2 separate regions of the Mus musculus genome follow, and region 1 is linked to region 2. A link is a loop called in an ENCODE intact Hi-C map of the cell type or tissue named here. Cell type or tissue: heart. All regions are shown on one strand. Links, peaks and the distances in the headings refer to the core of each region. The heading gives the core; the rest is flanking DNA.

The links. Peaks named below come from ENCODE experiments on the same cell type or tissue, not always from the same donor. Only the 100,000 strongest peaks of a DNase experiment are listed, where the experiment ranks them.
Region 1: it touches region 2 in a loop (4-fold over the local background); 12 of 42 quality-filtered maps call a loop at or near these places.

The regions. Positions count from the first base shown.
Region 1 is chr19:36,863,615-36,874,481 of GRCm38, reverse strand. It overlaps Tnks2 (tankyrase, TRF1-interacting ankyrin-related ADP-ribose polymerase 2), which reads right to left. Exons shown (of 27, transcript NM_001163635.1): 12 at 8,359-8,530; 13 at 6,763-6,842; 14 at 2,724-2,869; 15 at 1,894-2,059; 16 at 466-685. Among named protein-coding and RNA genes, the nearest start is that of Tnks2, 35 kb to the right of the region's middle. In heart, for the core only: a CTCF peak has its summit at 5,626 (motif pointing left); no DNase peak of the experiment used is centred there.
Region 2 is chr19:36,810,069-36,820,935 of GRCm38, reverse strand. No RefSeq gene overlaps it. Among named protein-coding and RNA genes, the nearest start is that of Tnks2, 19 kb to the left of the region's middle. In heart, for the core only: a CTCF peak has its summit at 4,799 (motif pointing left); no DNase peak of the experiment used is centred there; H3K4me3 peaks cover 1,212 bases; H3K27ac peaks cover 1,080 bases.

The DNA.
Region 1 (10,867 bases), core at 3,533-8,532, 53 kb before region 2:
TTTTGTTAGTTTTTGAGACACACCTCTGTGCAGTTCTAGTAAATTTGAAAGATGCTGGGATCAAAGGCATGTGACACCCACCACTCCCACCAACTGTTCTTTCTGAAATAATCAGTACTACAGGAAGTGAGTCCAGGTAATGGCTTAATGCATGAACACACATACTAGTACAGAATGATAACTCTGACAGATAATTTAACTTGCATCTTTCAATTTACTTAGAGGAAATATTTTAAACAACAATAAAAATAAATTATAGGCCTGCTAAAATGGCTCAGCAGGTAAATGTACCTGCTGCTAAGCCAGACAACTTGAATTTGATTCCTGGAGCCCACATGATGCAAAGAACAGACTCTAGCAAGCTGTTTTCTGACTCCAGACCCCATACCACCACCCACCAAAAAATTAAATAATATAAAAATAATCTTAGAGGTTATCATCTTAAATCTTGTTTCCCTTGTTTACCTGCCAAATGTAAAGGTGTAGAATGCCGACCTTGGGTATCACGGCAATTTACATTATCAGGAGAAGACAATTTCTTCACTCTGGCTAAACAACCCTTCTTGGCAGCATCCAGCAAAGCTGCATCACCTCTAAGTAGATCTTGAATATCTGTATCTCCATCTTTAACAAGATCCAGAGGAGTATTACCATCTCTGTTTTTCTTTGTAGGGTCTGCACCATGCTAGGCATGAGAAAAAAGGGGAAGGAGGGAATGGAAGGAAGTGCTTAGTGTTCTGTCACTGAGAAAATAAGGAGAGCAAAGATTGCTATTGTTATTAATGCTTAAATACCATAGGCACCTGCAACACATTAGTAAGTATGTATCGAGAACTAAAGCTACAGTCAAAGTTTTCAGCTATATAATTTTAAATTTAATCATTATTATTTTAGACAGTCCCATATATCCCAGATTGGTCTAAAATTTGCTCTACAGTTGAAGTTGATCTTCACCCATTGACTGGCTTTACCTCCTACACAGAGGTTTATGTGGTGCTAGGAATACATCCCAGGGCCTTGTGCATGCTAGACAGGCACTCTATCAACTCAGTTACATCTGAAGCCCCCGCATTATAATTTTATGAGGCCGCTGACAAGTATGTTCATTGTTAATTGAATTACCATACAATGCATGTTTGCAATTTTCCTTTTTTAAAATACAGCGTCTTGGGGGTTGGCTCAGTGATTAAAAGCACTGACTGCTCTTCCAGAGGTCTTGAGTTTGGTTCCCAGCAACCACATGGTGGCGACAACCATTGTAATGGGGATCCGATGTCCTCTTCTTGTGTGTCTGGAGACAGCTGACAGTGTACTCACATATATGAAATAAATCTTAAAACAAACAAAAATCCAGGGTCTTAACTGTGCTGCCTTGGCTAGACTCTTATAAACTACCTCACTCTGTGGACCAGGCTGGACTTGAACTCACAGAGACCCACTTACCTCTGCCTCCCAGATGCTGTGTTTTAGGGTATGCACCACCACATGTAGCTGCATTTTTCCTTTCTACAAATATTTTATTATGAATCTGTGTTGTAATATTCTACAGCAAAGTATCTGTATCTATTAGACCAGTACCATCACTTTTATAGAAGGTTAAACAAATTTGGCTTATAAACCACATAATGAATCAAGTAATCTGAGGTTAGATTACTAAACAGGGAAGTTGGACAGCAACTATCACATGATAGGTGGCTATATAATAAATCCTATGCTGATACATGTACATTAAAATATAAAAATGTTCATGACATTTTTCTTTGAAATCTAGTTTTAGTATTAGAAAACGGTTTTTTCTACTTTCCTTGGTTTAAGACTCATATTTCTGTTATCTGAAAGATTATCTGAGCACTTTAGGCAACTGCACTGTCCATAGTAAGTACTTAAACATACCTGGAGTAGAAGTTTGCATATTTCATATTTTCCTTTTGCTGCAGCTTCATGTAAAGGTGTGAACTTCCACAAGTCAGCGACATTGACTACTGCTCCATGCTTGACAAGAAGTTCTGCAACTTCATAGTGTCCATAAGAACATGCATTGTGTAAAGGTACAAGACCTCTGAAAAGTTAAAGAAGTGGTTTAATCTCAGTAATTATACTAACCAAATACATTTAATTTCTTAAACTGCCCAATAGAGTATTCTGGTCATACTCTGTACAACCTAAGTCTATGTATGGAAAGCAGAAGACTGTTTATTTTCGGGGGGAGGGGGGATTTCAATATGTCTTAAATACAGAGACTGATAAACATTCACATATAGACAACATCTAGCACTGTGCATTTTAAACAAAAGTAATTTCAAAATAAACAAAAAATTTAGCATATCCTCAATGAACACTGAAAACTTTATTAATCAGTATGAAAATCACAAAAATGAATTTTCCTTGGCAATTATAAAATAACAAGACATTATACAAGTTAATTTTAACGTAAATCCGAGCCATCTGCATGTTTTTTGTTTTTTAAAAGAAAGGGTCTCCCTCATACTGAGCTGAATGTCTCAAACTCCTCAGTGCCCGAGTGCTTGGGGTTTAGGTATGCACCACCACGCTGAGCGTCAACTATTAACGGAATTTATAAGCTATCACTGAACCAATTTTAGGAAGTAAATTATATGTTAAAAAACAGAAGTAGCTTATAATTTATCATAGAAGTCTTCTTGTATTTCCCCGAAATGGTCCTATAAAGGTGTGATGGAAGCAAGGCAGGATCTCTTTCTCACCCTTTGTCTTTAGCATGAACATCAGCTCCATGTTGCAGCAGATATTCTACCACAGACACTCTGTTGTACCCAGCTGCAAAGTGGAGTGGGGTTGACTGGCGTCCTTCAATGTCTCTGCAGTTGACACTCTGAACAGTACAGAGTTTCTGTAGGATTGAACACAGCACACACATTCATTTCTCATGTTTTAACACAATTTAACAGAAATTTCAAATGTCTGCCTTATTTTCTTATTAAATAAGTATTTCAGAAACTATTCTTTTTTTTTTTTTTTTTTTTTTTTTTGGTTTTTTCGAGGCAGGGTTTCTCTGTGTAGCCCTGGCTGTCCTGGAACTCACTCTGTAGACCAGGCTGGCCTCGAACTCAGAAATCCGCCTGCCTCTGCCTCCTGAGTGCTGGGATTAAAGGCGTGCGCCACCACGCCCGGCTCAGAAACTATTCTTATACTAGTGTTTCATTTACTGAGATTTCTTCTGGTCTCATCTATATTTTCTACTTTTTTGAAAGGTAGTAAACTTTACTATTTACACACTGATACCCTTCCTTCAAGTACTAAGTGTAACTTCCATTTGGTGGTAAACATAGTAGTAGCAGCCAGCTAGATCTCAGCAGCAGAGAGGGGAAAAATTCAAAGTCCAATACCCCTATCTATAAGTCAGAATCTGCATTCTAAGCCATATGTAATAGTATATACCTATTATTCCAGCATTGGAAGATGAAGGCAGGAGGGTTATGAGTTCAAAGTCAGCCTGGACTCTTAATACTTCCCAACAAATAAAACCCCATAGCAAATTACATTTTAGTAAGATCTATCTATAAGCATATTAAAAGTCTGAGATATAACACTGTAGATCAGTGGGGCTCAATTTTGATGTATACTGGTCTTATCTCAAAATTTTGTTAAGTCAGTGTCTGGGGTTGTTAATTTGTAAGGGACCACACTTAAGTCAATGACTCATGCTTTACTATATATAATGAAAAAAGAAAATATTTCTGGTTATATGTGATCTCGAAGAACTAAGGAAATAGTCACTAAAACTATTCTGCTGTGTTCTTTGGTTCAGATGAGTAAGTTTAGCTCAATCAAAATTAATACCCCAAATATTCTTAAAGATTATGCAAAGAATTTGGGAGAATAATATAGTTAACAGACTACAATGCTTACAGTCAAAAGAATATCAACATAAAAAAAACAAAACCAGGTAAGTTGAGTAAGCCCCACTAATAGGTTTATCCCAAAGGGAGCTACTGAACTGCAAAGCCCTTCTGAGCTTATGGAACACATCTGCTAGACTTGATGAATGAGGTTCCAGTCCCAAAGCAATGTTTCAGTGGGTCTGAGACCCAATCTAGAAATGAGTATTTCCACTGTGAACCAGCTGTTGGCACATGTAGTTAGTTACCAAAGATCATTTTAATATCCTTTGCTTTAATTTGTCCAGTTACTACAGTCAGGATGCATGAGTTAAAATCACATAGGAGACAAACCTTTGGCATGCCTCTGAGGTACCATCTAGATGATGTTCATCAAGGTAATTAGAGCCACTTATAACTGTGGATGATACCATTCTATGGGCTAGTGTCCTAGCCCGAATAAAAAGAGAAAATGAGCTAAAAATCGACATTCTTTGGTTTTTGCTTCCGGACTGCAGATGCGATGTGAAAAGCTATTAAGCCCCTGCTGTCATGCTGAACACTACACTGTGAGCTGAAATAAACCCTCCTTTCTTAGGTTGTGTCTGTGAGGTATTATAGGTATCCACAAAATAAGGTAACCTGATGAATCAATAGAATGGAATGGGTGTCTTCCTTAATACAATGGCATCATTTTTTTATCTGAGTCCAATTTGTATTTTCAATTTATGTCTTCTTCTAGGCTCCTTCTCAGAGGTTTTATACTTTAAAAAAAACAAACAAACAAACAAAAAAAACCAAAAAGAACAAAAAGCCCTAAAGTAAAACCAAAACCACCATAAAAAAACAACAAAAGGGAAACAAAACTGATCGCAAACTAAGATCTCCCACTCAGCATCCCAGTGCTGGGATCATAGGCCAGGCCACCACTTCTGTTAATGTTTAGTCTTATCTTGTTAAATATGTTAGGGTCTGTAAGTAAATGAACATTTAAAATTCACCATTCTCCTTACTCTCACACACATAAAATCATCTAGTTTAAAATCAATGTCTTTCCCTTAATAAGACACAAATCACTTGACTCATGAACAAATCAAAAGCCTTGTTGCATGTGGTATCTGTATTATTTGCACTGGGCACAGTAGAGAGATCATATGTACTCTTAAAAAATAAACCCAGGGCTGGCAAGATGGCTCAGTTGGTAGAGGTGTAAGCCTGGACGCCGGGGACTGGGAGCTGGAGCCTCTGAAGAGGACGCACAGCATGACCCTCCCAGCACTGGACCCATTTAAAGCATCACTCAACAACCTCTCAGAGCTCTGCAGTGAGACCAACATTTTTAAGTCTTTTTTGTCGTTGCTGAGACAGGCTCTCACTGTGTAAAGCTGACAGACCTCTTATGTGGACCAGGATGGCCTTAACTCATTCATGTTCCACAGTGCTGGGACTAAAGGCTTATCTAGCTTGTATTTCTTTAAAAATAGAAATGTATAGAAAATCTACTGAGTAGAAATTTGATAAAATTATTTTGAACAGCCATTCTACCACACATTAGGCAATATAAAACTTAGTACATACAAGTGCTCTCTCAAATTTATTGTAGTCTAGTTTTGAAAAGTCTTTATGGGGGCAGGTGAGATTTTACAGGGGCAGGTGAGATGGCTCAGCGGCTAAGAGCACTGACTGCTCTTCAGAAGGCCCTGAGTTCAAATCCCAGCAATCACATGGTGGCTCACAACCACCCATAATGGAATCTGGCGCCCTCTTCTGGTGCATCTGAAGACAGCTACAGTGCACTTATAATAAATAAATAAATAAATAAATAAAAGAAAATTAAAAAAAGAAAAAGAAAAAAGAAAAGTCTTTAAGGAGAAGGAAAAAAAAAGGCTTTCTCCCCGGCTAATTTTAAAAACTGAAACAACATTTAATGCAGCATTAAAGAATTATTTAGTTCATGAAATAGATGAGTCAATTTCTTACTTTTATTTTAGTCCTGTTCTTTCATACATCAGGCTTTTGGGTTATTTCCCTAGGCAGACACTTCTGTACAGACCATGAACACACAGTATAGGCAGTAAGACATCAATGTGTGTGTGTGGCACAAGTCAAAACAATGTCTGAGGGAGGGTGACTCTGAGGGGACTACTGCTGGGACGGGACAGACAAGAAACTGGGTACTCTGTGGGAGAAAAGAACTTTCCAGCCCAGCTGGGTAAGACTGCATGTTCGAGCAACACCAACACTGCTCACAGTACAAGCAACGGCTCCACAGGCAGACGGGATAATGAAATGAGTGAACCAGAATGAGCCTGTGCACACAAGGAAGGGCACTTGGTTCCTTTTATTTGTGTGTCATACTTAAATAGTACTAGAGAGCAACATGACACGCTTTCTTCTTTCTCCTGGTATTGCTTTTAGACAGGGTGTTCCTAGGTAGCTCAGGCTCTCTTTCTAACTGTTAAACCTTCTATCTCAGCCTCCCTAGTATCTGGAAAATAGGTGTACACTATTATGCCCAGTACATATTTCTCCTTAAAATACTTTTATTTAAAAAAGGTTATTCTGCGTGTGTGAATGTTGTCTGTCTGTCTGCTCCACACGTGTGCCCGGTGCCCTCGGAGGTCAGAAGAGGGTGTTGCACCCTAGAATCACCATGTGGGTGCAGACAGCTGCATCTGACACTACATGAAGAACATTAAACTGGTGAATGTGATTGTCCTCTAACATATAGCTAGCTAATGTTCCCCCCACTGCTATTTCTTATTTCCTACTGCAAAGGAATTGGTATTTTTATCTTTTAATAAAGCTCTTTCCTGTTAACAGCACAGATTTATTAAACAACGCCAAAACAAAAAAACAAACAAAAAACTAAAGAGTAAGAGAAAATTGATTGTTTGTATCTTACTTTTACAGTTTCAACGTCACCAGCCTTTGCAGCTTCCAGCAGCTGTCTGTCCGCCTCTGAGTGACCTAGTGAGGCGCCCTCTGAAGAGAGAAGAGTGGTTAATTCCACCTGGAAGGAGACCAAGCTTCAAGGGTCATCATTTACAAAACCAGGTTTTGAGTTTGCTAGCTTATGTAGTATTGCCGCAGTGAAAAACCACTAACTACGACTACCAAAACTTTTGAGAATATAGACTGAGCAAAAGATATACACGTGCTAACTATAAAATGTCATTTAAGACGTATAAAGAAACACAACCAAAGTGTTAAACAAGCCATGTGCAAGCACTGGTAGAAATCTAAACATGGTTTTGCCATTAACTTGTTTTCTGAACTGGCACAAATTACTTTTAATTTCCTGACCCTCAGTTTTTTTTTTCAAATTTAAAGAGTGAAGTTGGGCTAGCAAGTAGCTTAGTCATTATCAGTTTAAAATTCTGTCTAATTACTCAGTTAAAAATTCTGAAAGAGTATATACAACAAAGGAAGCCCCAGGTAAAGACTGAATTATAAAAATTAAACCTTGAAAGAACTGAAAGAATACAGAGATAAATATTTACATCTTAAGATAAACATTTAGAGTAGTATATCAAAGGAAGAACCAGTGGCAAAACTCCTGTAAAAAAAAATAAAATAAAAAGCTGGGCGTGGTGGCGCATGGCTTTAATCTCAGCACTTGACAGGCAGAGGCAGGTGGATTTCTGAGTTCGAGGCCAGCCTGGTCTACAAAGTGAGTTCCAGGACAGCCAGGGCTATACAGAGAAACCCTGTCTCAAAAAAAAATAATAATAATAATAAATAAATAAATAAATAAATAAGTAAAGCCAAGGACAAAAATCCAAAGACTTACACTGTAACATGGTGTCAGAAGAACCATACATACCCAAGATCTAAAATCAAGCAGGCCCAGTGTTTAGGGAAGTCACCAGGATTGCTGTAGTAGAAAAACCCCATCTTTTAATGCCTTGCTCTAAAAAACAGCAATGATCACATTTCACTTGCCTAAGAGCTTCTAAGACACCCCCACCCGACTCTGGTATGGTGGGTGTGTACTAAATATCCGAGGGAGCACTAAGCTTACGACCCTTCAACCTCAGTCTCTCCAATGCTGGGATTAACAGTAGTTTCTCAATGCTCAGCTTCTTAAACTTGAAGGGGGGGCGGGGGGGGGGGTGGAGAAAGAAGGAAAGGGATGGAAAAGGAAGAAAGAGAGACAAGACAGGGTCTACATAACCCTGTTTGTGCTGGAACTCAAGAGTTGTACCTGCCTCTGTGACCCAAGTACTAGAGTTAAAGTTGTGTACCACCATGCCTGGCAAATCAGCCCTATAAACTTTAAAACGTGTGTGTATTTACACAGAGAAACTGGGCAGAGTATGCTACTGAACAGAAGTCATAATTATCATTTAATGACATTTAAGTATCAATATAATGAGCTAAGAATAAGTTAAGATAGCTAACATTTCTGTTTATTACCAACTCTTACACAGCACACCTGCCATGTGAAGAATCTCAAAGGTTAATCTTTGCCCCAGAACGTCACGGAAGCTCTTACTACCTTGGAGCAGCTGCTGCACATTTTCATTTCCCATTTGCAAGGCGGTGAAACCCTGAAGGGATATGATGTTTGGATCACACCCATAGCTCAGGAGCAGGCGGCAGGTCTGCAGGTGACCACAGTGTGCAGCTCTGTGTAATGACGTCTGTCCAAGACTATCCAAAGCATTAACCTTAACAAGGCAGAAAGAAAACACTGAAATTAGCATGGTGGTGCATCACCTGAAACCATCCAGTTGGCTACTTAGCACTCACTACTAAAAGTCTCACTTTAAAGGTAAAAAAAAAAAAACCAAAAAACACCAATAACTGTCTAGTGCCAAAGTAGGCATTTTTTTTTTTTCTTCTCAGAACTAGAGTACAAATTCACCAATCATGATCCCAGTCCATGAAGACTGGGATCAGAATGAAGATAAGATCCTACTTACAATGTGGGTTGTCAAGTATAGTAACTTTATATATATATATATGTTTAAGTTAGGTGACCACAGTGTGCAGCTGTGTAAAGATGTCTGTCCAAGCATTAAAGCGTTTATAATTTCACCCTATCTAGAACTAGACATTAAATGAAAAAGCTGCATCTGTGAAAATTTATGGGTCTTTGAGGTACAGAATTTTCATGACTGACTCCAAGATAAACAGCCAGGGACAAACATGTTCAGGGCCGAGTTAGTGTTAAAATACTCACTCTTTCTTACTTATCTTCTACACCATGTATCACGTATAGTATGTATTATGTGAATAGCATGCTGTATACACACAACAGAATATTTGCCAGCAATACACAGGAACTGTTGACATGGTGATCCATCTCCAAATCACTAGCCTTAAAGAGCACACATCTGTGACAGACAAATCTCAAAATGGCTGTGACTGTTAGGGGTACAGACTGCTTAAGATGAAGCACTGCTGTGGACTGCACTTAGGGACATTCTGCCACTCAGCTATCCACCGCTCACTTCTGCCTTAGCCTGTCCTTTAATAGGTTTGGATGCACCAATGTACACATTTGTTATAATTCAGCAAATATACAATGAAGACTTATATATTTCACCCCCTATAAATTTTGTATTTAAAGAAAAACCATATAAACAGCATATCAACTCTAGTGATGTATATACACAGAGTATTTAATATGTGCACAGCAATCTGAAAATTTGTCAAGAAATAAGGCATGTTGGTAGATATGGAATATGACATAGCTGGTGACAGTATCCACATAACTATTATATTCTTTCAATTTGGCTGTATCTTTGAAACTCTTTACAATAAGATTACCTCTAAGAGTATCTTATTTCCACTTTGCCTCCTTACCATGAAAATATTTCTTCAGTAATTAACCAATCCTATGTTCACCAGTGTCATGTCATCAGAGAATAAGTGAAGATGGATGTAGCAAGACCTCAATGAGCACAAACAATGTGAGAGTCTATGATAACAGAACTGAAAACCCACTTAAAACGCTAGGGGCCACCTTTACTCACATTCCAAATCATAGTTTTGAAAAATATCTCCTGGGCTGGTGAGATGGCTCAATGGGTAAGAGCACCCGACTGCTCTTCCGAAGGTTCAGAGTTCAAATCCCAGCAACCACATGGTGGCTCACAACCATCCATAACAAGATCTGACTCCCTCTTCTGGATTGTCTGAAGACAGCTACAGTGTACTTACATATAATAAATAAATGAATCTTTAAAAAAAAAAAAAAAAGAAAAAAGAAAAATATCTCCTGAGAGCTTTGAGTAATAGCCATACGGGTAAATAATGTTGCTAGTTTGCCTGAGACTTTCTCAGTCTTCACACTATCATATGGGTTGTTCTCTTGTTACAACTGTCTCACTAAGTCTAACAACTCAGGTTCAAGGTACGTCTATACACTTTTCAGAAGTAATGTGCCATACGTAAGACAAAAGCAGTCAACAGGAAGGCACAGAGCAGACAAATGAGGATGCCAAGCAGTCAAGCAGAAATGAACTTTATTTTATTCAGTAACTTACAGTAGGAAATTAAAAAAAAAAATCACAGTTATACATTATCAACTTCTCGAAATCAGAGATTAGGACATTAAAGGTAACAGAAAAAGAAACTGAAAATTCTAAGTGACTCCTTGAGTGGGTAGAAATCCAAGGAAGGGGGGCTGGAGAGATGGCTCAGTGGTTAAGACCACCGACTGCTCTTCTAGAAGTCCTGAGTTCAATTCCCAGCAACCACATGGTGGCTCACAGTCATCTGTAATAGGATCTGACGCCCTCTTCTGCTGTGTCTGGAGACAGTGACAGTGTACTCATATACATAAAAATACATAAATCTTTAAGAGAGAGAGAGAGAGAGAGAGAGAGAGAGAGAGAGAGAGAGGGAGAGAGAGAGAGAGAGAGACCCAAGGAAGGACAAGGACCTGCAGAACCCAGTGAGGAAAAGGTCTCAGGGCCAGCCACTGAGGGCCTCTGTTCTTTCTTTCTCCCCACTTACAGCAGCTCCATCTTTGTACTATACTGAATTTTCATTAAATT
Region 2 (10,867 bases), core at 2,911-7,910:
ATGAATGAGAGAGAGAGAGACAGAGAGACAGAGAGACAGAGAGACAGAGAGACAGAGAGAGAGAGTGTGTGTGTGTGTGTGTAAATATGGGCATAGTAAAACACTTAGAAAGGAGACCAAGAAAGAATAATATTGAGTGATGAGTAAGGATGGGATGCAGGCCAAAGAACACTTGAGGAATGAAAAGGGATCTGAGGCAGGTCAACGGTCATTTATTTTTTTCTTTTAAAGTTATTTTCTTTTTATGTGTCTGAGTGTTTTGCTTGCGTATGTTTGCGCACCGTGTGTGTATAGTGTCCATGGAGACCAGAAGAGGTCACTGGATGCCCAGGAACTAGAGTTACAGACCATTGTGAATCATCATGTGAGTGCTGGGAATGAAACCCAGGTTCTCTGGAAGAGCAGCCAGCACCTTTAACTGCTGAGTCAGTGCCTGGATCCATCCTATGTGTTTTTCTTTCTTTCTTTCTTTCTTTCTCTCTTTCTTTCTTTCTTTCTTTCTTTCTTTCTTTCTTTCTTTCTTTTTCTACTTTGTTTTGCTTTTAGGGTGGATAAAGGTACAAAAGTATAACCCACAGTGAAAGTGTAAACTATAAGTGACACTCCATGGCTTCATTTTAACTTTATAAGTGTTTATTTGAGTGGCTACCTTAATCTAGTTCCATGATGTCATATATATATATATGTGTGTGTGTGTGTGTGTGTGTGTGTGTACACACACACACAAATCTATGCCATATATGTTATGTATGATCTATACTATATCCATCAAAATTATAAGTATATATATATATATATATGATATATATGCCTTCAATTTTTAATTATATGTGCTTATGTATACTTGTGTGCATGCATGTGTGCCATGTGTGTGCAGGTGCTAGCAGAGGTCAGAAGAGGACATTGGAGCCTGGAATTGGAGGTACGGGTGGTTGTGCACCATGAGGCTGCTGAAACTGGTCCTAATCATCTGCAAGATCAGTGAGCATCCTTAACTTCTGAGCCATCTCTTCAAGCTCCAAGAACAAGTGCTTTCTGATTTGACAACATAAACCATTACCCAAAGATGATTTATTTTTATTTTTATCTTTTTGTTCTCTTTTCTTTATTGGATTTTAAAAATATTATCTGCCTTTCACTGATCTTCTTGGGTATAACTTCATATTTTAGTTTTTATTTTTAATTTTTTTCAGTTGGAGTTCTTTTTCAGTATTTAAATACAAAAAGTGAGCGCTGACTTCTTTTTTTATACATATGCAGGTCTAAGAGCCAAACTGTACAGAGGAAATGAGGGCCTGCTCTGCTCAGCGCCCCTCTGGCTAAAGCTACAGCTAGCTTCCCTTCTCTCCAGCACACCCAGGGATTCCTGGTGGCTGTTTTGTACTGTAGCTGTAATGGATTTTGTCAGTCCCACACTGTTTACACGTCTTAGCATTTCCATTCTTTAAAATAAAAAAAATGTTAATGGTCAGAGGTGTTTACTTCTTTCCCACAATGGGCACGTAAGAACTTCCTTAGGAGCTTTTACTAAGGGAACAGAGTGGAATGACCTCCACATGGCTGTACTCCAGCATCATGAGTGAGAACAGGAAGTGAGGGCGTTAGAAAGGGCTCAGGTGCACCTGGGGTCCCTCCGTGAGAAACAGAGAAAGTTCCCACCCGGTTCAAATAGATGGATGTGCCAAGGTTAAAAAAAAAAAAAAAAAAAAGAATAAACAGTCCAAACAAAGCTGGGCGTGGTGGCGCACGCCTTTAATCCCAGCACTTGGTAGGCAGAGGCGGGCGGATTTCTGAGTTCGAGGCCAGCCTGGTCTACAGAGTGAGTTCCAGGACAGCCAGGGCTACACAGAGAAACCCTGTCCCGAAAACCCAAAAAAAAAAAAAAAAAAAAAAAAAAAAATCCAAACAATAAGCAGTTCAAACAGAAATGAATTTCAAATTTCGCCTACCAGGACAAATACCGCAGTGACATTCTAGATCTTTCCAGGAAGTGGAAGTTCTAGCACTCCTCCTGACAGCCCCGTGTGAGGCCCTAAAAGTAAGCTACTGCTGGGCTTGCTACTGTTGCTCCGTTTGCAACTTTTCAAAGACAACAGGAAGAAGCAAGATCATGAAGGAAGAAGTGGTCCCAATCCACAAAGTCGCCCTGGAAAATCTGTAATCTTCTGAGCCACAAAGAGTGAGAGATTTAAGGTGGTCAAAGGTGGCTCGGGCGACTGACCAGACCATCTCAGGAAACAAACATCTCCATCAGACCCCAGAGTCTCTCCGACAGGGTCTCCTCTAGCTGCAGCGACGGCGGCGGCGGCGGCCATAGCTGTAGGCCTGTTTTTTTTTTTAAGTTAGGGTCTTAGCCATGATGAAATATCTGACAAGGACAAATTAAGGGAGAGATGGTTTATTCTGGCTCACAGTTCAAAAGAAATCCATCACTGCGGCGAAGCAAAGGCAGCCGGTCACACTGCACCCACAGTCAAGAGGCAGAAGAGTAAGGAATGCATGCTGTGTGTGTGCGTGTGTGCGTGTGCGTGTGTGTGTAGAACACATGCACGCGGGGGGCGGGGGCACGGTGGCTGGAAGAGGCTGTCAGATCCCCTGGAGCTGGAGACAATTGGGGAGCCTCCTGACATGGGAGCAAGTCTAATTGCCGAGTCCCTCCCTACTCAGCTCTTCTACTCCCTTTGTGGAAGTCCAGGAAGTCCCTCCCACAATTAAGATGGGTCTTCCCACATCAATTAACAATAAGCACTCCCCAAAGACATCCTCAGGGGCCCAGCCTTTCCAGATGGTAAAAGATTTTTGTCAAATTGACACTAGCCATCATAGACTACATAGGAAGAACACAGGGTCCTGGCGTCTTACACATGTGTGTCATTATACATTGTTCTCTTTCGTTTCTTACCCCACTGCTTTTCCTTATACTCCCTCCCGGTGCAGCAGCCGCCTGCTTGCCTTCCAGTCAGTCACGGGTTCGCTTTCCATCGCGACCAGTATTTCTCATCTTCCTTAAGATCTCTTCCTCCCCTCTTCTCATCCCCTTTCTAGTTTTGTGACATGCAAACATATATAACACACATAAATTTTGGTTCCATATATGACAGAAAATGGGATTTTTTTTCTGAATCTGTTATATTTTACTTAACATGATTTCCAGGTGTATCCTTTTTTTTTTTTTCAAATGGCATAATTTTAATTTTCTTACAGCTGCTTAAGATTCTATTGCATATGTATTATCAAATTGCTTTGTCCACTTCCTGGATGTTGTGAATATTGCAGTTGTAAACACGGTGTGCAAGTATGTTGTGGACTTCCAGTCCTTTGGGAATCTGTCCAAGAGTGGATAGATTAGATACGTCACATTTCTTTCGTTAAAAATTTTTATTTATGTATGTATATATTTATGTATTTATTTATTTTATGTATATGAGTACACTGTAGCTGTCTTCAGGCACACCAGAAGAAGCCATCAGATCCCATTACAGATGGTTGTGAGTCACCATGTAGTTGCCAGGAATTGAACTCAGGACCTCTGGAAGAGCAGACAGTGCTCTTAACTGCTGAGCCATCTCTTCAACCTTCTCTTTAAAACTTTTAAAGAATTATTTTAAATTATGTTCTCATTTTATTCATTCACTTATTTTGTGTGTGTGCATGTGTGTATATACCACGTGTATGTGTGTGCCCACAGAGACTTCACGTGTATGTGTGTGCCCACAGAGACTTGAAGAAGGTGCGAGATTCCCCGGAGCTGGGGTTATAGGCAGTTGGGGGGCCTCCTGACATGGGTACCAGAGCAACAAGCAGTCTTTAATTGCTGAGCCATTTCTCCAACCCCTTCAGCCCCCACTTTACATTTCTTTATGAAAAATTTCAGGGGACTGGAAAGATGGTTTGGCAGTGGAGGGAACTTGTTGACTTAGGTTTGGTTCCCAGTATCCATGTACTTTATAAGGTGATTCATATCCTTTCCTGACCTCCATGGGTACCAGACATGCATGTGGGCACATATGTACTTGCACAAAAAATACTTCTATACATTAAATAAACAAATCTAAAACAGAAAGAAAAAAGAAAGATGGATTGATTTCAGGGGCTGGAGAGACAGTTTTTTTTTTTTTTTTTTTCGAGACAGGGTTTCTCTGTGTAGCCCTTAGCCCTGGCTGTCTTGGAACTTACTTTGTAGACCAGGCTGGCCTCAAACTCAGAAATCCGCCTGCCTCTGCTTCCAGAGTGCTGGGATTAAAGGCGTGCCCGGCTGAGAGGGCTCAACAGTTAAGAGCACTTTATGTTCTTGCCAAGGACCCAGATTCAGTTCCCTACACCTTTGTCAGGCAGCTTATAACTGCCAGTAATGCCAGCTCCAGGGGTCTGACACTCTCTTATAGCCTCCAAGGGCACCCACGTGTGCATGGAGCATGTAGGCACACACAGACAAATACACAAATACATACATCCACACACAATACACACACAGATACAAATACATACATACACGTACATACACAAACACACACATACACAAACATATACACACACATCAATTAAAAAGTACATTTACAAATAGTTTCAATTTCAAACAAAACATCTCTTTTCTATTTTTTTTTTCTTTCCTATTTTGAGGGCACATTTAAACATATTTCCTTTTCCACCCAGTGTGAAGGCGTAAAAGAGAAGCACAGGTTGATACTTGCGTGAGAACGTCTATTAAACCACTGCGCATACGCCTACCTCTATAAAATGTAAGGTTTCAAATTACCAGAAGCCAGCATAGCGCTGACACTTCTTGGTGAAGACAGCCACCTAGTGGAAATAGGTCTACAAATATTTCAGGATCAGCAAATAAAAAATTTGAATGCTCAGCCCAAGCGCAAACTGCGATGCTGATTTAAGGCTGTTAAAGAAAATGGCTGGGCTGGGTATGGTGGCCTGTATAAAACTCTATATAGCACTCGGGAGGCAGAGGAAGGACGTCTCTGTGAATTCAGGGCCGGCCTGGCCTGTATAGTGAATGGTAGGCCAGACAGCTACACCTTGTCCGAACAAAACAAAAAAAAAAAAAACAATGAAAAGAAGGACTTGGGGATGTAGCTCAGCAGAAAAGTGGTCGCCTAGCACGTGCGAGACCTTCGGTTCAGTCTCTAGTACTAAATAATATAAGCCCCGACCCCCAAAGCAGTAAACAAAAGCCCCCAAACCCAGACAACAAAACAAAATCCACATTCAGATACTGCTTATCTTATGTCTGGATCTGAAAGTGGTGAGAGGAACTGGGGACTGGGGAGGGGCGAGGTGGGGCGGGGCGGGTAGAGTCTGGTACGGTGATCGGTGATCGAGTCCCGGTCGGTGCAGGGCGAGTTGGGGTGGTGCGGTGCGGTGTGGTGCGGGCATTGGCCTTTATTCCCCGTTTCAGGGAGTAGAGAGAGAGCCTTTAGATTAGAGAACAGCAAACGCAAGCGTTGCTTTGAGTCTGCACTGAGGTAGATGGGTTTTCCGAGCAGCTTGTTTACATTGCAGTGGTAGTGGTTGAACCCATGGTGTTCTAGGCCAGTGGTTCTCAACCTTCCTAATGCGGTGACCCTTTAATGCGGTTCTTCATGCCGTGGTGACTCCAACCATAACATTATTTCCATTGCTACTTCATAACTGTAGTTTGGCTATTGTTATGAATCATGATGTGTTTTCTGATGGTCTTTGGTGACCCCTGTGAGAGAGCGATTTGACTCCCAAGGGGTTGCGACCCACAGGTTGAGAACTGCTGTTTTAGGCGGCTGCCACTAACGTTTAGCTGCTGAGGTTCTCTTTCAATCACTGGGTTTTAGAATGCATGAACTTCAACTTTACACTTAAAACTTTATTAGCAGTTTAATAACAAAGGCTACTAAAATGATAAATAATATGACAGTCGGTTTGGTTATGAGTGCTTGAGCTAGGTCAGATTTTATATGCAGTTTTAAAAATTTTCTTTTTAAGCCAGGCATGGTGGAGCACGCCTTTGATCCCAGCACTTGGAGGCAGAGGCAGGTGGATTTCTGGGTTCGAGGCCAGCCTGGTCTACAGAGTGAGTTCCAGGACAGCTAGGGCTATACAGAGAAACCCTGTCTCGAAAAAACAAAAACAAAAAAGATTTCTTTCTAAATTAGAACTAATTCACAATTATGGGTCGTCAGAAATGGGGCGGCGGTGGGGGGGGGGCTGCAGCTTTTAGTGGTAGAACCCTCACCTTGAATTTACAAAATCCTGGGTTTTGTTCCTAAAAAAATGAAAGGGGCACACGTTTTGATAAGCTTTAATAGTTTGGGGCTTTTGGCTTGAATGTGAATCCAGAAATTTAGGAGAGATTCGCCCCTGGGCAGCACATCCTGCTCTGTCAGGGCAGATGGTGACACTCCAAACATCTGGCTGTGTGTAGCTCTAAGAAAGAATTTTGATGTTATGCTACAGAGTTTGATTGCATTTTTAATTTATTAGTATTCTTTTTTTAATATTTTTTATTAGGTATTTAGCTCATTTACATTTCCAATGCTATCCCAAAAGTCCCCCATACCCTCCCACCCACTCCCCTACCCACCCACTCCCACTTTTTGGCCCTGGCGTTCCCCTGTACTGGGGCATATAAAGTTTGCAAGTCCAATGAGCCTCTCTTTCCAGTGATGACTGACTAGGCCATCTTTTGATACATATGCAGCTAGAGTCAAGAGCTCTGGGGTACTGGTTAGTTCATAATGTTGTTCCACCTATAGGGTTGCAGATCCCTTTAGCTCCTTGGGTACTTTCTCTAGCTCCTCCATTGGGAGCCCTGTGATCTATCCAATAGCTGACTGTGAGCATCCACTTCTGTGTTTGCTAGGCCCCGTTTATTAGTATTCTTATTATGATCACGTATAATGTGCTCATTATGGCTTATGCAATTCGGCCTACTTGTTGAGCCTGAGGGTAACTTTGAAGAGGCCTTCTGCCTTTGCAAGGGTCCCTGAGCCTGAACTCCGGACAGCAGGCCTACAAGACAAGCGTGTCCCCAATGAAGGAAGCACCTCAGCAGCCTTGGTCACAGGGTTAAAATATACCTCCTGTACTGCGCATTTCTTTCTTGACAGAATGAAGCATTTATCTCTTGAAAATTTATATAATCATTTGCATCACCTGTCAATGAAAAAAAAAAAAAAACCTTTTGGCCTATAGGAAAGGATAGAATAGAAGGTGGGACATCCGGGAGACAAAGAATTCTGGGATAGAGCCAGGCACAGGAGATGTGAGGACACGATGCATTGTAACTGAGCACAAGTGACCAGCATGTGGCAGAATGTAGATTAAAATAAATGGTTTAATCTAAGTTATGATCTAGTCAGAGAAGAGCCTAGGTATATGGCCAAGGTATTTGTAAATGTATTTTGAGTCTGAGTCTTATTTCTGGGAGCATGGGGCTGGGAGGAAGACCCAGGGCCTGACTTCTACAGTCATTTTTTTCCTTATGAAATCTTAATGCTTTAAGTCTTTAAAATAAATATATTAATACTTAAAATACATTAATATATAAAATAAGATGGGCTGGTGAGATGGCTCAGCGGGTAAGAGCACCCGACTGCTCTTCTGAAGGTCCTGAGTTCGAGTCCCAGCAACCACATGGTGGCTCATAACCATCCGTAGGGAGATCTGACTCCCTCTTCTGGTGTGTCTGGGGACAGCTGCAGTGTGCTTACATATAATAAGTAAATAAATCTTTAAAAAAAATAAAATAAGATACAATAAGTACTTTAAAATAAGACGTTCCAGTTAGTCAGTGTTAGCTATAGAGCAGCAACTAAGGCAGTCACTGGAAGTTTGTAAAATGGCCTTTCCCAGCATTCTTGGAATCCAGAGGTCGGGCAGTGGTGGTGCACGCCTTTAATCCCAGTACTTGGGAGGCAGAGGCAGGAGGATTTCTGAGTTCGAGGCCAGCCTGGACTACAGATCTACAGAGTGAGTTCCAGGACAGCCAGGGCTACACAAAGAAACCCTGTCTCAAAAAACAAAAACAAAAACAAAAAAACAAAAAAACAAAAAAAAAAAAAAAGAAAGAAAGCATCTAGAATAACTTTTGCTACACTTTGCAGGCTGGCCTTCTGGACTGAATGAAGATCCTCCTGCCTCAGTCTTTCAAGTAGCTGGTAGCTCAGGCATACTTACCATGCCCAGCTCGCTTCAAACCGTTTGAAAATGTCTTCTTATCCTAAGCTTGTGGACAAATTAGATCCATCTTGATTATTGTCTCACTTTTCTTCTTCCTGTTTCTCATACTGCAGCAGTATGTCTGTTGCTGGCTATGCTTGTTCAATGTGCATGAACAAAAACCCTTTTATTATTTTTTTTTCCTCTGAACTCCATCTTGATTCCTGGGATATGGGTTTGAGAGTCATTGCTATAGACTTTGGCAAGTTGAGAGCTCACTAATAGCCTATGAAGAACTGAACGTTCCAACCACAGTCCGCATTGAGAGGGAAGCTGTCTTAGGGTTTCTACTGTTGTGACAAAGAACCATGGCCAAAATAGAAAGTTGGGGAGGAAAAGCTTTATTTGCCTTACACTTCCATATCGCTGTTCATTATCAAAGGAAGCCAGGCCAGGAACAGGGCAGGAACCTAGGGGCAGGAGCAGGTGCAGAGCCCATGGAGGACGCTGCTTGCTGACTTGCTCCTCACGGTCCAGGCAGTCGTCATTCCCCTCTGCTGGGCCCGTGAGCCAGGGCAGCTCAGGCAGAACTAATTCTGAGTGCTGTGACTGCAGCCCACAAGGGAAAGACTGTACTGCAGAACAGCCGGAGGGGCAGTGTGTGTGACTCCGCTCACCTAGAGATCGTTGGTCTAATGTAGAGACTTCTTAGGTAGCATCTTACTCATTTCCTTTACCTTGAAAAACAAACTGGTCTGAGGGAGGGTGGGAGAGAGGGACAGAGAGAAGGGGCGTGTGTCATTGGGATATATACTTCTATCAGCACTCTTAGAGAGGCTAAATCAGGGAGATTTGAGGTCAGTCCCAGCTACACTGGAAAACTCTGAACTCTCTAAAAACAAACAAACAAACAAACAACCTAGTCCAAAACAGTAGAAAATAAATGACATCCATCGCTGAAGACAGGAAGACAAAACACCGTGCTTGAGACTCTATGACACTAAATGTAGGGTTTGGGTAATAATTGAAAGCAAGTCCATTTTTTTTTGTTTTTGTTTTTTATTATTATTATTATTTTCTGGAAACATGTTGTAAACTAAAAGGGGGGCCCAGGGGAAGGGGGGAGGGAGAAAACCCACACCCTGACAGAGCTCCACCTATTCTCTGGTCAGTCAGGCATGGAAGAACTGCCATACACTTTCCACTCATCCCTGGGTGGGCATTAAAGCCTCTGACCCACTCTTCAGGGGGTGGCTAAGGGGCAGCCCTACCTGGGGACCCCAGAGCTACCTTGCTAAAGCCACCAGGGTTATAGGAGAGAGGGATGAGGGGTGAGGGAAGAGAGGTTCCCAACACCTGCGAGAGTGAGTGCAGCGGATCTTGATGAGCAGAGACTCTCTATGGTTTAAGAGCTTTATTATAGAAATGCAGGAGAAAGAGAGAATGGAGAGAGAGAGAGAGAGAGAGAGAGAGAGAGAGAGAGAGAGAGAGAAGGCTAGAGAGAAAGAGAATAAGAGGGAGAGAGGAGAGGAGAGGAGAGAGGAGAAGAGAAGACAAAGAGAGAGAAGAGAGGAGAGAATACAAAGAGAGGGGAGAGAGGGTGAGAGTGGGGGGTAAGAAGGAGACAAGTAAGAGAGCAAGCAGGGGCTGAACAGCCCTTTTTTATGGTCTTCATTGTTGCTAGGTAACTGTGGAGGAGTTTAGCCTGAAGGTCAGAAGCTTGGGCCATTGCCTACATGACTACTGACCATGCTTCTCTTGTGGGGGCTGTGGGGGGCAGTAACTTAGGCAGGAGCCAGAGTTCCAGGAGCATGAGGGAACACCTACCTTGTCATGAAGGCGAATTATCACCATTCCCGGGGTTCAGACCTCAGCTCAACTGGAGACCAGCTTGCAAATCTCCACAAAAACAGATTAGACAACCCAGGTGATAACTTGGAAGCCCAAGTGTTACTTTTAAATGGAAAATTGAGAATGATTTTCAAAATTCATACCAATCCTTAAAAAAGCATTCCTAAGAATGGATATGTGTGCACATGTGTGTGTGTGTGTGTGTGTGTGCAGGTGTAGCTATAGATGGTTAGAATGCTTAAAGTTTTTCTTTTTTCTGTTTTTATTGATGTACACTTTATATGCCTTAAAATGGAGCCGAGGACCTGGTTCAGTGGTACAGGTCTTGTTTGGTTTGTACAAGGCCTCGGCTCATTCCCTAGCAGCACACATACAAACACCACACACACACAATTTACATACAGTAAAATACATGCATCTTGGGGTCTGGAGAAATGGCTCAGTGGTGAAGAGCACTGTTGTTCTTGCAGGGGACACACGTTGCACTACCAGCTCTGACACTGGGCAGTTTACAACTACCTATACTTAGTTCCAGGGGCTCTGACATCCTCTTCTGGCCTTCATGGTCGCTGTATCCATACAGGCAAGACAGGCCATACTGTACACAAAAATGTCAAGATTGCAAAGCAGGCAAAGGTGCTTCCTTCCAAGTCTAACGACCGGAGTTCAATCTCCAGATTGGGTCTGTACACAGCAGGCAGAATCAGCAGTCTCAGAGGAAGGAGCCGTGTACAGACACGTTTCCTCATGAAATTGGTTGTTCATGTGGAAATTCACACAAGAATTACTCATTATTATTATTATTTTTTGCATTATTTATGGTGTTCGCTGTTTGGATGGTGTCTTGGGTGTCCTTCTCTTGGAAAGTGGC